Linked DNA regions of Homo sapiens: regions 1 and 2 are each linked to region 3. Evidence: chromatin contacts called from ENCODE Hi-C or POLR2A ChIA-PET data. All regions are on one chromosome and are shown on one strand. Each heading gives the region's core, a stretch centred on a gene start or an enhancer-like site at or near the end of the contact. The rest is flanking DNA. Distances are from core to core; before and after follow the strand shown. Region 1 overlaps NRP1 (neuropilin 1). Region 2 overlaps NRP1 (neuropilin 1). Region 3 overlaps NRP1 (neuropilin 1).

What was found. A loop is a pair of places that touch in the nucleus more often than their neighbours do. ChIA-PET counts read pairs that join two places held with the same protein, here RNA polymerase II (POLR2A). Pooled maps may share reads with other maps.
Region 1: a loop to region 3 is called in a map of PC-9, with 7 times the contacts of the local background. The contact joins two enhancer-like sites. A Hi-C loop is called at or near these places in 12 of 168 maps with a recorded cell type or tissue (A673, CD8-positive, alpha-beta T cell, Caco-2 and 8 more) and 12 of 50 pooled maps. POLR2A ChIA-PET finds 5 or more read pairs at or near these places in 6 of 52 experiments (AG04449, BJ, HEK293 and 3 more).
Region 2: a loop to region 3 is called in a map of PC-3, with 3 times the contacts of the local background. The contact joins two enhancer-like sites. A Hi-C loop is called at or near these places in 9 of 168 maps with a recorded cell type or tissue (A673, MCF 10A, PC-3 and 6 more) and 3 of 50 pooled maps. POLR2A ChIA-PET finds 5 or more read pairs at or near these places in 8 of 52 experiments (A549, A673, AG04450 and 5 more).

What each region holds. Positions count from the first base shown.
Region 1 is chr10:33,215,559-33,219,394 of GRCh38, forward strand. The region is part of intron 8 of NRP1 (neuropilin 1); the gene reads right to left. Among named protein-coding and RNA genes, the nearest start is that of IATPR, 100 kb to the left of the region's middle. Within about 2 kb of position 1,358, at least 6 of the 41 ENCODE cell types and tissues checked have a DNase peak (open chromatin) inside an H3K27ac peak, as active enhancers do; they include PC-3, PC-9 and ascending aorta, where a contact is called at or near this core.
Region 2 is chr10:33,303,931-33,307,870 of GRCh38, forward strand. The region is part of intron 2 of NRP1 (neuropilin 1); the gene reads right to left. Among named protein-coding and RNA genes, the nearest start is that of NRP1, 29 kb to the right of the region's middle. Within about 2 kb of position 2,386, at least 3 of the 41 ENCODE cell types and tissues checked have a DNase peak (open chromatin) inside an H3K27ac peak, as active enhancers do; they include PC-3, where a contact is called at or near this core.
Region 3 is chr10:33,271,420-33,275,345 of GRCh38, forward strand. All of the region lies in intron 2 of NRP1 (neuropilin 1), which reads right to left. Among named protein-coding and RNA genes, the nearest start is that of NRP1, 61 kb to the right of the region's middle. Within about 2 kb of position 2,117, at least 26 of the 41 ENCODE cell types and tissues checked have a DNase peak (open chromatin) inside an H3K27ac peak, as active enhancers do; they include PC-3, PC-9 and ascending aorta, where a contact is called at or near this core.

The DNA of each region.
Region 1 (3,836 bases), core at 108-2,607, 57 kb before region 3:
CATCCTAATCAAGAACATGTGCAAGAATGATAACCTATTTTTCTTTGAAGCAACTCAATTCTGCGTTATATAATAAAAATTTAGCCTAAAAATATAACTACCCCTAAGTGAGAGGCAAACATCTAATGCAATTAAACTAAGTCCACATTATCAGCTGAACCTTAAGAATTCATTACTCAGATACTTTCCACATGAGTTCTATGGTCCAGATCATGTCGTTTCTTTACTCAGACATTCAGTGCCTTCTTGTCTAGAAATTACGCACGTCATTTTCAGTCAGGCATGCAGGCCTTCCATGTCATGTCCTTGCAAGGCCTCTCCCCATTCACTCCTTTAACCAGTGCCAATTGGCATGAAGAACTTCCTTACTTCTGGGAGTTTGGGAGCTTTCTTTCTGTTCCCTCCACAAGGAATTCCCTGTCATGTTACCCTTTTCCATTATCTGAACTGCTTAAAATCCTGACCTGTTTTCAAATGCCACATCGTTTACTCAGTTTTTCTGTTCTCTGCAACTGGACACAGTTTTCCATTTCTGGGCCTCTTCACACCATTTTATCTGCATTTCCCTTCTTTCTTTCTTTCTTTTTTTTTTTTTTTGAGAAGGAGTCTCGCTCTGTCTCCCAGGCTGGAGTGCAGTGGGGCGATCTTGGCTCACTGCAAGCTCCACCTCCCGGGTTCACGCCATTCTCCTGCCTCAGCCTCCCGAGTAGCTAGGACTCCAGGCGCCTGCCACCACGCCCGGCTTATTTTTTGTATTTTTAGTAGAGAGGGGTTTCACAGTGTTAGCCAGGATGGTCTCGATCTCCTGACCTCGTGATGCCTGCCTCGGCCTCCCAAAGTGCTGGGATTACAGGTGTGAGCCACGGCGCCTGGCCCCTCTACACCCCGGCCTTTTTTTTAATTTTTATTTTTAGAGACAGGGTCTCACTCTGTCACCCAGGCTGGAGTGGAGTGGTGTGATCATGGCTCACTGCAGCCTTGAACTCTTGGCCTCAAGCAATCCTCCCACCTCAGTCTCCTGAGTAGCTAGGACTACATGTGGATGCTACCATGATTGGCAATTTTTTTTTTTTTGGTCTCGCTATGTTGCCCAGGCTGCTCTCAAACTACTGGGGTCAAGAGATCTTACCATTTTGGCCTCCCAAAGTGCTGGGGTCACAGGCTTGAGCCACCATATCCAGCCCTCAAATGCTGATGAGCACATTTAGTTCTTTGGAATGCTGCTTTCTGCCTCCCCAGATTTTAACTTCTTTGAGGACACGAACTAAGTCATATTTTTCTGTTTTATATGACTCTTCATGCCCTGTTTTATACATAGTATTTGCTCAACAAATATTTGTTGAATGAATCAACTTAATACAATGAAAGGCAGCTGTCATTTTCTCAATTGCCCTTTCCTGTAACTTAACCACAGTATTTGCTCCAGGCTGGGATCTGGAAACCAAGAATATACTCAGTCGGGATTAAAAAAAGATTTACAAAAACAATTTTACTAAGGGACTATGAAACTGTAGTGTTAAAAATAGAGTGCCATTTTTTGGCCACGGTGTTCATACCTGCCTGATTCCAAACAAGCTTTTAGAAAGGCAATGTTTAGCTGGTAATGGGGACCAGATGTTACCATTTGGAGGCAAACATAATTAACTTGAATACTGTAAGGAGAGCAGAACCGTCACCAGATTAATGCCCTTTCTCTAATGCAGACTCGGCTGGGGCACAGTTTCTGTATTCATAGACTTAGTGATGCCCTGTCCCCATTTAGCCAACATATCCATGGTGCAAAGTGAGACTGTTATTCCTTCCATATAGCTGCCTCATTAAAAAAAAAAAAATGAAGAGGCAACTTGATTTACCTTTGACTGAAAACTATGTGACTCACTTTTAACAATAATTTGCAGAAAAATTACATTAACAATTAATTCAAGGTTTGAATGAGATGCTAGCGTTTAACTCTGTCCCTTCATAGCAGGCTGGTACAGGTCAGCCCGGTGCAGGTCAAACCCTTTGGAAATAGTGTTGCCAGATTTAGCAAATAAACAACAAAACAAGAAACAAGATGCCCAGTGAAATTAGAATTCAGAGAAATAATGAATAATTTTTTAGTACACATATGTCTCAAATATTGCATGGGACATACTTATTCTGAAAAATTATGTCTTGTTTGTCTGCGTCAAATTTAACTGGACATTTTGTATTTCACTTGGCAGCCTTGTTTGGAAAGCTTAAGACCACTTCAGGATGGAAGGGAGAAATGAGTTTTGTAATGGAGGATTGAGGTCGTTATTTTCAGTGATATTATTTTACAGTAAATCTCTGTACTCAGCTTTAATGGAAAAACTGAGGTATACTGGTAAATCAAATATCCAGTTAACCAATTTCCAACGAATGAGAAAGTAATAACTGCATTCGATGGGAGACCCTGAATGAGCATAATTTAATCTCTCCTTGATGACTCAGAAAGTACCTCTGGATATTATGGTGTCTGAGATCATCACTGTGAATTCTGATTGACTTAGGAGCACATGAATATGTGTTGAAGCGCTGGGTAACAGACTTCTGGTTAATAACAGAAGATAGCAGAGTTCAGAGTGTGTTAAGCAGCCATTGCCCAACGTGATTTCCATCTCTGCCAAAATGATGAAGCCTACTTTGTCAAAATAATGAAAATGCCCTTCATCAATCACCTATAAAGCAGAATGGTTTGTTCCAATCTTATTTTCTTTATATCTCTATATGGTGACAAACTCTGAATTTTCCAGGATTACTATATTTCTTTTTTCTTTCTTTTTTTTTTTTTTGAGATGGAATCTTGCTCTGTTGCCCAGGCTGGAGTGCAGTGGCCAGTGGCACAATCTCGGCTCACTGCAAGCTCTGCCTCCTGGGTTCACGCCATTCTCCTGCCTCAGCCTTCTGAGTAGCTGGGACTACAAGTGCATGCCACCACACCTGGGTAATTTTTTGTATTTTTAGTAGAGATGGGGTTTCACTGTGTTAGCCAGGATGGTCTCAATCTCCTGACCTCGTGATCCACCTGCCTCGGCCTCCCAAAGTGCTGGGATTACAGGAGTGAGCCACTGCGCCCAGTCCAGGATTACTATATTTCTAAAAAATAATTTCTGAATCAAAAAATTAGGGTAAAACTTGGGGCTTTAGTGGCTTTGGAAGCCAAGTGATGTGTTCAAGCAGTAACCTTTCATTAGGTAGGCTTAAACAAAATCCAGATTGAATTGTGACTACTCAGCAGGGTGAAAATTTGAGGTCCAGCCGCTTGTTTCTCAGAAGGCGTGCATAAAACTGCACTTCCTTCATTCAAAAGTAACCACCAAGCATTTGTTATGTTCCAGGCATACAGGACACAACAGAAAATGAGGCAAACAGGTCCCCTGCTCTCCTGGACCATCTAGTCCAGCAGGAATACTGTAGTCCTCCTTTCATTAATCTCTACTCAAGGGGACCTTTGATTTTCATTTCAAGAAAATGAAAATTATCTGCTTCTGATAATCAAGAAGAAAAACTTGAAATTACTGTCTTATTAGAGGCTCTGCTTGCTGGGGCATATGCTAGGTTCAATATATTGAGTGCCATGTACTATTTTAGTCTAACGGGTACCATTTAGTGAGCACTTAGTTTAAGCCAGGGGTGTTCCAAATTTCCTCTCATTGACTCCTCATTATAGTTGCATTAAGGTGATCCTCACAGACCAGAAAACGGAGATCAGAGTGAGTCTCAATGTCTTATCCATGGTCCGTCATGCATACACTAAGTGGACAGTCCACAGTCAAGCCTGGATATGTCTGCCTGCCTTCTGTCCATGTGACTATCGTAACGTGTTAGCC
Region 2 (3,940 bases), core at 1,136-3,635, 33 kb after region 3:
TGATTAACATCAAATAATATTGTCATGACAATGAGAAATAAGAAATGTAGGTTCTGATTTTTTCCCAAATCTTGAGAATCTGTTTTTCCTTCAAGCTATAAATTGGGGATTCAACCAAATCACATGAAGCAGCAAGTATTTCCTGTGTGGCACTTAGCTGTTCTGGGAAATAACTCAATGTCATTTGGTTAACACACACACCCAGGCCAAATAGTTGAAAATAACGGAAAGACATCATGGTAATTAGGTTAGGAGTTGACCCAAGACATGTTCTCATTAAAATTCTTTCTATTTCTGGTCTCCATTCCGTCTTCTTTCACTGATTGACTTTTCTTTCTTTGAATGAAATTCCCTCCCCCAGATGGACTATTTCACCACAGCAAAAAATTGAGAAAGCTAAGAAGACAATGGGGAGGAAAACCAATACTACCAAAAGGAAACCTCGGAGAGTTTTGCTTTCTGTGAGTTCTCTGTCAGTCAACCCTGTCCTGTTCTATAAGACCCTTCTCATAGACCCCTCTTTCAAGGGTTTTCAAAAAGGAAAGCCTATTTATTTACTTATTACCAATTATGACCTCACTGGTCTTCCCACTCTTTAGCACTAGGGCACCAGAACCCCAGTGTATGATGATGGTCCCCTAGCAGCCATTCCAATGACATTATTCAACTCAAACAGAGCTTTGCAATAAGCTGTGTCTTTCCTTATGTTCTCTGGGGGATGAAATGAGAATGACCCCATCTAAACAAAAGACCACATGGTTGGCATTCAACAGTCGACTCCTCCCCATTTATTTGTGGATCCAATTCAGTCTAGGTCTGAGGCTTTACAGAAATGCATGGCACTCCTCACAGATGGCATCTGGCCACCCCTTGAAAGCTTCTGGTGGAAGGGGAGCTCGCTGCTTTTCGAGGCAGTCTGTCACACGAGTAGAAATAGCGTAGAAACCCATATGTCTTGAGTCTAAGCAATGACATTCAAAAAGCAGAAGCATCCATGCAACCAGATTGACTTAAAGTAATGTAAACAGTCCAATCGATTCTTTGAAATTGAAGAATGACTTGCTGTAGAGCATTGTGCTCCATGATGGTGTGTTCTGCCAGCCTAGGCATGAGCACTTTGTGGTAGTACAATAAACTACTCCATAGCACATGGGGAGGAGAATGTGAATCAATGATTTAGTGTGATCTCATTGGTAACTCAGTGCTGAAGATCTGCTATCATATATTTAGGTGAATAACTATTCCAATGTGCTGGATGGCACTTTACAAACATATATAATCTACAAAAATGATTTAAAAAATTTTTGTGCACCTTTCAAGTCAAAATAGCTCAAGATATAATGTGGACATCCTAGGAAAATAATAATTGATGCATGTTGGAAACCTTTTCATGGTATATTAGGGCTATAATTTCTACCCATTGGTCCCTGTTCTGCCCTTAAGGATGACACAGCATAAGTTATAAACCCCTGAAGGTCTAGCTGCAAAATGGGTGCATGCACTCCCAAACACCAGATCGTGATTATGCATTACCTGGAAAAGTAAGAAGTAGGGAAAGCAATATGGCTGAAGACAAGTGTGTTCAGTGAGGGGATCGTTGTCTCGGGAATCCTGGGAACCAAGTTCTCACTGTGGACCCACTCACTGGGCAAGTCACTTCCTGCCTAAACTCCACTTTCTCTACCCATCAACTAGAGAGGTCAGATTCTCCGTTAGCTGCCAAACAGTACATGGGTAAAATTCTATAGGTTTAAAAAATCATATACCATGACTAAAAGTCTATGATAACGGGAACACAATTTTGGGATCTCTTTGTAAAAAAAAAAAAAAATCTGTTCTTTTTTTCTTTTTTCTTTGAGATAGAGTCTCACTGTGTTGCCCAGGCTGGAGTGCAATGGCATGATCTCAGCTCACTGCAACTTCCGCCTCCTGGGTTCAAGAGATTCTTCTGCCTCAGCCTCCCGAGTAGCTGGGACTACAGGCACATACCACCACGCCCGGCTAATTTTTGTATTTTTAGTAGAGATGGGGTTTCACCATGTTGGCCAGGCTGGTCTCGAACTCCTCACCTCGTGATCTGCCTGCCTCAGCCTCCCAAAGTGCTGGGATTACAGGCGTGCCACCGTGCCAGGCCAGTAAAAAATATTTCTAACCAAAATTTTCACTCCAGCTGTCATACATGTAGGGAAGTGATTGTTTATATTAATTTGCAAAGGCTAAATCCATTTTTCCCCCCAACTCTTTGTGACTTGCTTGGGCTAGCCTGCAAAAACACTTCTGTTCATGGCAGAGAGCTGTCTGCATCCAGCTGACATTGTTTCTCTGGCTTAAATAAAAGAGGCAGGACAATGAGTGTTAAACCACTGCCGGACTCTGATGTAGTGTTTACGAAGGCAGCTGCTTTTGCATTCTGCGGGTCAGAAGGGTGTGTGTGTGTGTGTGTGTGTGTGTGTGTGCACGCTCCTGCATCTATGTAAGATCTGAGAATCACTGAAAGCAGCTTCCTTCATCCTCTATTTTGACATAAAGATTCTGAATTCAAAGCACCTTCAGAAGCAACAAGAGATTAAGACAGGCCAGGCAACGACTTAATATGGTAAAACATATCTTATCCCTGTGGTCAGTTTACAATTTCCTTGACAGATAACTGCTAATTAAGACATATTATTTCAGAAATTATGGTTGATTTCCTTTGTTATTTACACTTTTGTTAAAGGTAGTCAATGATGTCTTTTAGCTGCTCAATAAAGGGTCACCTAAGGAAAAGCAACTGTATGCCTAACATCTGGGAAAAATATTCCCAATGGGGTAGGTTTCATGAGAACAAAGTTATTTCTCAGATGACTCTTTCCTTGCAGCTTCAAGCTTTGTTTTCCTAGGAATTGTGTAGAAATGCTGGAATTAATGAGTGATAGAGACTTTGATTGAATCAATATTGTGTGAAATTAACTTGCAAACATGGTTGTGATTACTTTTGTGGGAGTTGGACTGAATTTCTCAAGAAAGTACACAAAGAAAAGACTCAGGGCAGAGCTACAGCTGCCTGACAGAGGCAAACAGAAGCCTAACTTTATGGACTTTTCCATACTCTGCATATGTTGAAATGACAGGCTGATTCATAGCTTCCTTGCTTAGTTTCCAAATCGCTTTGCAACAAAAGCAGATTTACTCCCTTCCCAAGACTATAACTAGGATTCATGATCCCATAGGCTCAAATCTTCATAAAGGGAATTTTGCAAAGCATGCCTCCCAATTCTTGACAGTCACAATTCAAATATTTTCACAAAACAACAGGACTCTCAATTAAGACAGAGGTCAGCAAACTATGGCCTGTAGATCAAACCTATCTGACTGCTTGTTTTTGTAAATAAAGTTTTATTGGAACACAACCATGCTCATTCATTTGCCTATTGTCTATGGCTACTTTCACAGTATGACGGACGAGCTGAACAGTTGAGATTGAGGCTGTCTTGCATGCAAAGCCTAAAATATTTCCTATCTGGCCGTTTTCAGAAAGTGTGCCAATTCCTGATTTAAAATATCAATTTGTGCCATAAAAAAAAATCAATTTCTTTGAAAACATAGATATAGTTTTAAAGTAAACCTCCCCAACCTCCCCTACCTCCATGAATTATCTTCTAAAGCAAATTGGAGTATATATCAAGAGTCTTAATACTGGTTTTATTCTTTAGTTCAGCAACCACACTTCTAGAAATCTCTTCTAAAGAAATCCCTAAGCATACATCAAGATTTATGCATACAGATGTTCATTCCATCATAATTTATAATTATTTATAATCTTGAAAAATTGAAAATGTCCTAAATATTCTAGGCCATTTAGATAAAAATTATTTTAGAAAGATGTGATTTACCAAATGCTTGTTTTTAAAAATATTTAAAGAATTACCATTTGACCCAGTAATCTCATTACTGGGTATAT
Region 3 (3,926 bases), core at 867-3,366:
CATCCAATAGTTAAAACACAGATTATCTTCCCCCAAATGACACTTGGATTCTAGAGCATAATTTCTCCCAAGAAAAAGTTTAGTTAAAAATGGAAAATAACTTTGTTTATACCCACTAGTCTGAATATTTAAAGGAATATCATTGTTTGAGTCTTTAAAGAAATCTCGTTGTTTGAGAAAGAAACGCTTGATACCACAAAAGTGATGAGATTTAAAATTCAGGCTTAATAATGACACTAAGGATACAAATCGTAAGGAAAGTGACAATAAAATATTACTAAAAAGTTAACACAAAGATAAGAGATAGTTGGATCTTATTTATCTTTAAAATGTACAAAGCCATCACCAATACACTAGTGTCCCCTAGGAAAATAAGAAAGCTTTTGTCTATTTGGTGTTATGTATTTCTTAGGAGCTTGCTCTTTCTTCTCTTTTTATTTACCAAGTCACCTAGGAGCAAGAGAATCTGATTCATCTTCCATTTTTCTTCTTGAAATGACATGAAAACATTACAAGGCATTCATTTCCAACCTTTGTTTTATTTCTGTACTTAACTTGGTTCAAAAGTCCTGGGATATATTAATTTCAGGAATGGCTAAAATATGGCAGTAACATAAACTGTATCTGGCAATTTAAAAGAGATCAAAGTGGGGGAAATCTTCATGATGCCCAATGTCATCTTTAACAATCTCTTCTCAAACTGCCCGGGACGCATGACTTATGTTTACATAAAGTCTCAGGAGACAACTGCAACGATGCTATCACTAGTAAAAGTGGACAGCTTAAGGCTCTCTAAATTAAAAATGACATTACCTCATCAGTTAAAACTGTGTGCCAGCTTTGTGTATATCAAGAAGAAAATAAAGCTGACATTGATGGAACTAAGCATTAACATATGTGAATTATTGTATTAACTGCATTTCCTCTGCTACATATGATGCTTCCAGTAGTAGATACTTGGCCTGCTAACACCACCGTCCCTTTGCAAAACTGTGGAAATACACAGAGGTATTGTTCATTTCTCCATACTTTGGGAAATGCTTTGCATGTTAAAAGAAGACAAAAGTGAAGGAGGAGGAGGAGAAAGAGGAGGAGGAGGGGAGGCAAGGAGGAAAAGGAGGAGGAGGAGGAGGAAGAAGAAAGCATTATGTTTAAAATCCTAACTAGCCTTTATAATCAATGGGATGTAGCTGGAAAGAACACCATCTCTGTATTCATTAAAGCCCCACAAGCTAGCATTTATGGAGTAATTCCTTTTATCTCTACTGCTTCATTGACAAGGCAGGTTTGCATGTTTCGCCCCACGCTTTCTTATAATTTAACTGTGATTTGAACTGTTGACTGTGTTTGGCCTGGCGACGGTGCATCCAGCTCTGCAATATAGGCTTTTTACTTGAATCCTGACATGGTCTGAATACTAAGTGGCCAAATTCTAGCTCACGTTGCCTTCCAAGCACAAATAAGAGAGGTGGGTGAGGCATTCTGAAAAACTAAGGCATTTCTGTTGAGGATACGTTCCTCTCAGGTAGCAGAGAACTCAGCTAATATAGTGCCGGTGGATTGCAACAGGGAAAGAAGCTGGTATTTTAATTCACATATCCTCCAATAGTAAATACTAGGCGCTCCTCTTGGCAAAAGTAGAAGCTATTTTTAAAAGTATGTGTGGGGTGGTGAGTGGGGGGTGGGGGGTGGGATTAGAATCCCTTCCCAGCAAGAAATAAGTCATTGCACAGTTAAGTGCCAATTTTAGGAAATTGAATTATTCAGGAATACTATAGTTACATTTGTAAACTGGAAGGCTGCTATCGTTTTAGCACTTCCCTTCAAAGTACTATCCAACAGGGCCCCAAATAGTATCGCAAATAGCAGCTCCTGTAAATATTCAGGAGGGTGTACTGCGCACAAGTTGCAGAGGGGAGTATTGCCAAAGAAGTTAAGGAAGCAGCTTGAGTCTCCCTCTGGAGTTGATACCAGCTCCACTCGTTAAGTTTCGCACTGGCAAGCGTGCTGCCAGGAATGCAGCTGGTGTGCCAGCATCCCTCCCTAGAGACTAAACGTGTCACCACTGCAACGCACCCAGCCTGCATTGGCCTGAAGCCCAGGATCCTGAGTTTGCAAATTTCGATCCCGAAGCCGGCTGCAGATTGCTCTGTTACTGTTGCCAGTGTGGCAAACACGGCATTGCTCGGGATGTCGAGATCCCCAGTCACGACAGCACAGCAGCCCGGCAAAGGTGAGAATGAAGGCACCTGTTTGGCTCTCATTCACTCCCTGTGTTCCAGCCGCTGGATGAGAGCTGGGAATTACGTCTGAGGAATTTAATTCATAAAAGCTAGAGGAGGGGTCAGAGAGTTGACCCCTCTGTCTGTCTGGGTCCCTGCTCTGGAAAAAGAAAGCTCCAGTTCACAAGGAGGCTATGAATGGGTCCAAAGGGCACCACCGTTCTATGCAGGGTCTTTTTCTCTCTGCTCACATACAGACGGGGCTCCCATCTGGGGAAGGTCCCTCCCCAGACCTCACCCTCCCCACTTACCACCCTCGGAATGTAAACATGTTGTGGATTTTTTAAATATTCAGAGAAGGACCAACCCCTCCCTCCTCATTTAGGCATCTTCCCATTATTTTTCTTAAATTTTCTACCTTAAACCTTCCCCATTCTATAGTAACAGTGGTAAAGTGGGTAAACATTTATTGCCAAGGAACTCAAAGATAAATCTCTGCCTAAACCCTTTTGCAATTAAAAGGTACTTTGCCACAGTTTCAACGTTAGGGTGTAATCCGCCAGGTGGTTGTTTTCATGAGTGTCCCTGGCTTTAGAATCCACGCTCCTCAAGCTAAAAGCCTATTGGCTCCATTATTTCCCCAGACTCCTCATCCTATCTACGTAGATGCAGGTGGTGAAACATTTTGAGTCCTAACAGTAATCACAGGTTAGGTTTCCCAGAAGAGTGCTCAAAGAATAAAGATTTCTTTCTAAGAATTCTTAAGAGCATTACCTAGAGATTATTTTTTTTCTTTGGGAAAGTTTGAATTATGGGTTTAGGAAAATGGCCAAGTAAGGGGAAAGTGATGGGAAGGTGAGAAATGTATTCAGTCACTGAATAGCGGTTTCTGAGGCTTTATAGGTATGTGGTGCTGAACAGATGAATAGTGACTTTGCCTAAGTCAGGTTTTCTCTGGTGAGTACAAGTGACCCCTGACTCTCTACAGTGGAGATGGTTAATGGAAAGGAAGCTAATCCTCCACAGGGTGTTGTCTGACACTGTGAGCTACTGCACCAACCCCCCAGGCTTCCGGACATTCTCACATTATTAGGAAGGGGGATTTGAGGTGGTGGTGTCTTTTTAATCTCCTTCCAAGAGGACCTCCCCCCACTGGCATAGTACATTAATAATGGAGAAATATGATGCCTGACATCATAAGCTGGAGTGAGAAATGATGTTGGCGAACACAATTTTCACCAGCAAAAATGTGTTTCTGTGGCTCTTTGGTTTATTTTGCACGAGCATTAATAGCTATTCAAACTGAACAACCTGTAAACGATCGCTGTGCTGCCGTCCAAGAATTAACTTACGTATCCCACAAAAGAGAACAGATTTTTCTTCCAGAGTATTAGAAACAGGATTTGGAAATAAAAATATACAATGGTGGAGCTAGGAGGAGCCAATTAGTCTGCATCTATGTTTCTGAGTGTTTTTACACTAGAGTCGTCCCCTAATAGTTCTGGCTTGCAATGTTCTAATCATGATGTATGAAAAGTCTTAAAAGAGTCATAGCCTCTTATTTAACAAAAGCATTTTTTAGAAATCTGTTCTAAGCGAACAACCCAAAATAATGTCAAATACCATGGAATATTATTCAGCCACTAAAAAGTGTGTTCAGCTCATGCCTGTAATCCCAGCACTTTAGAAGGCGGAGGTGGGTGG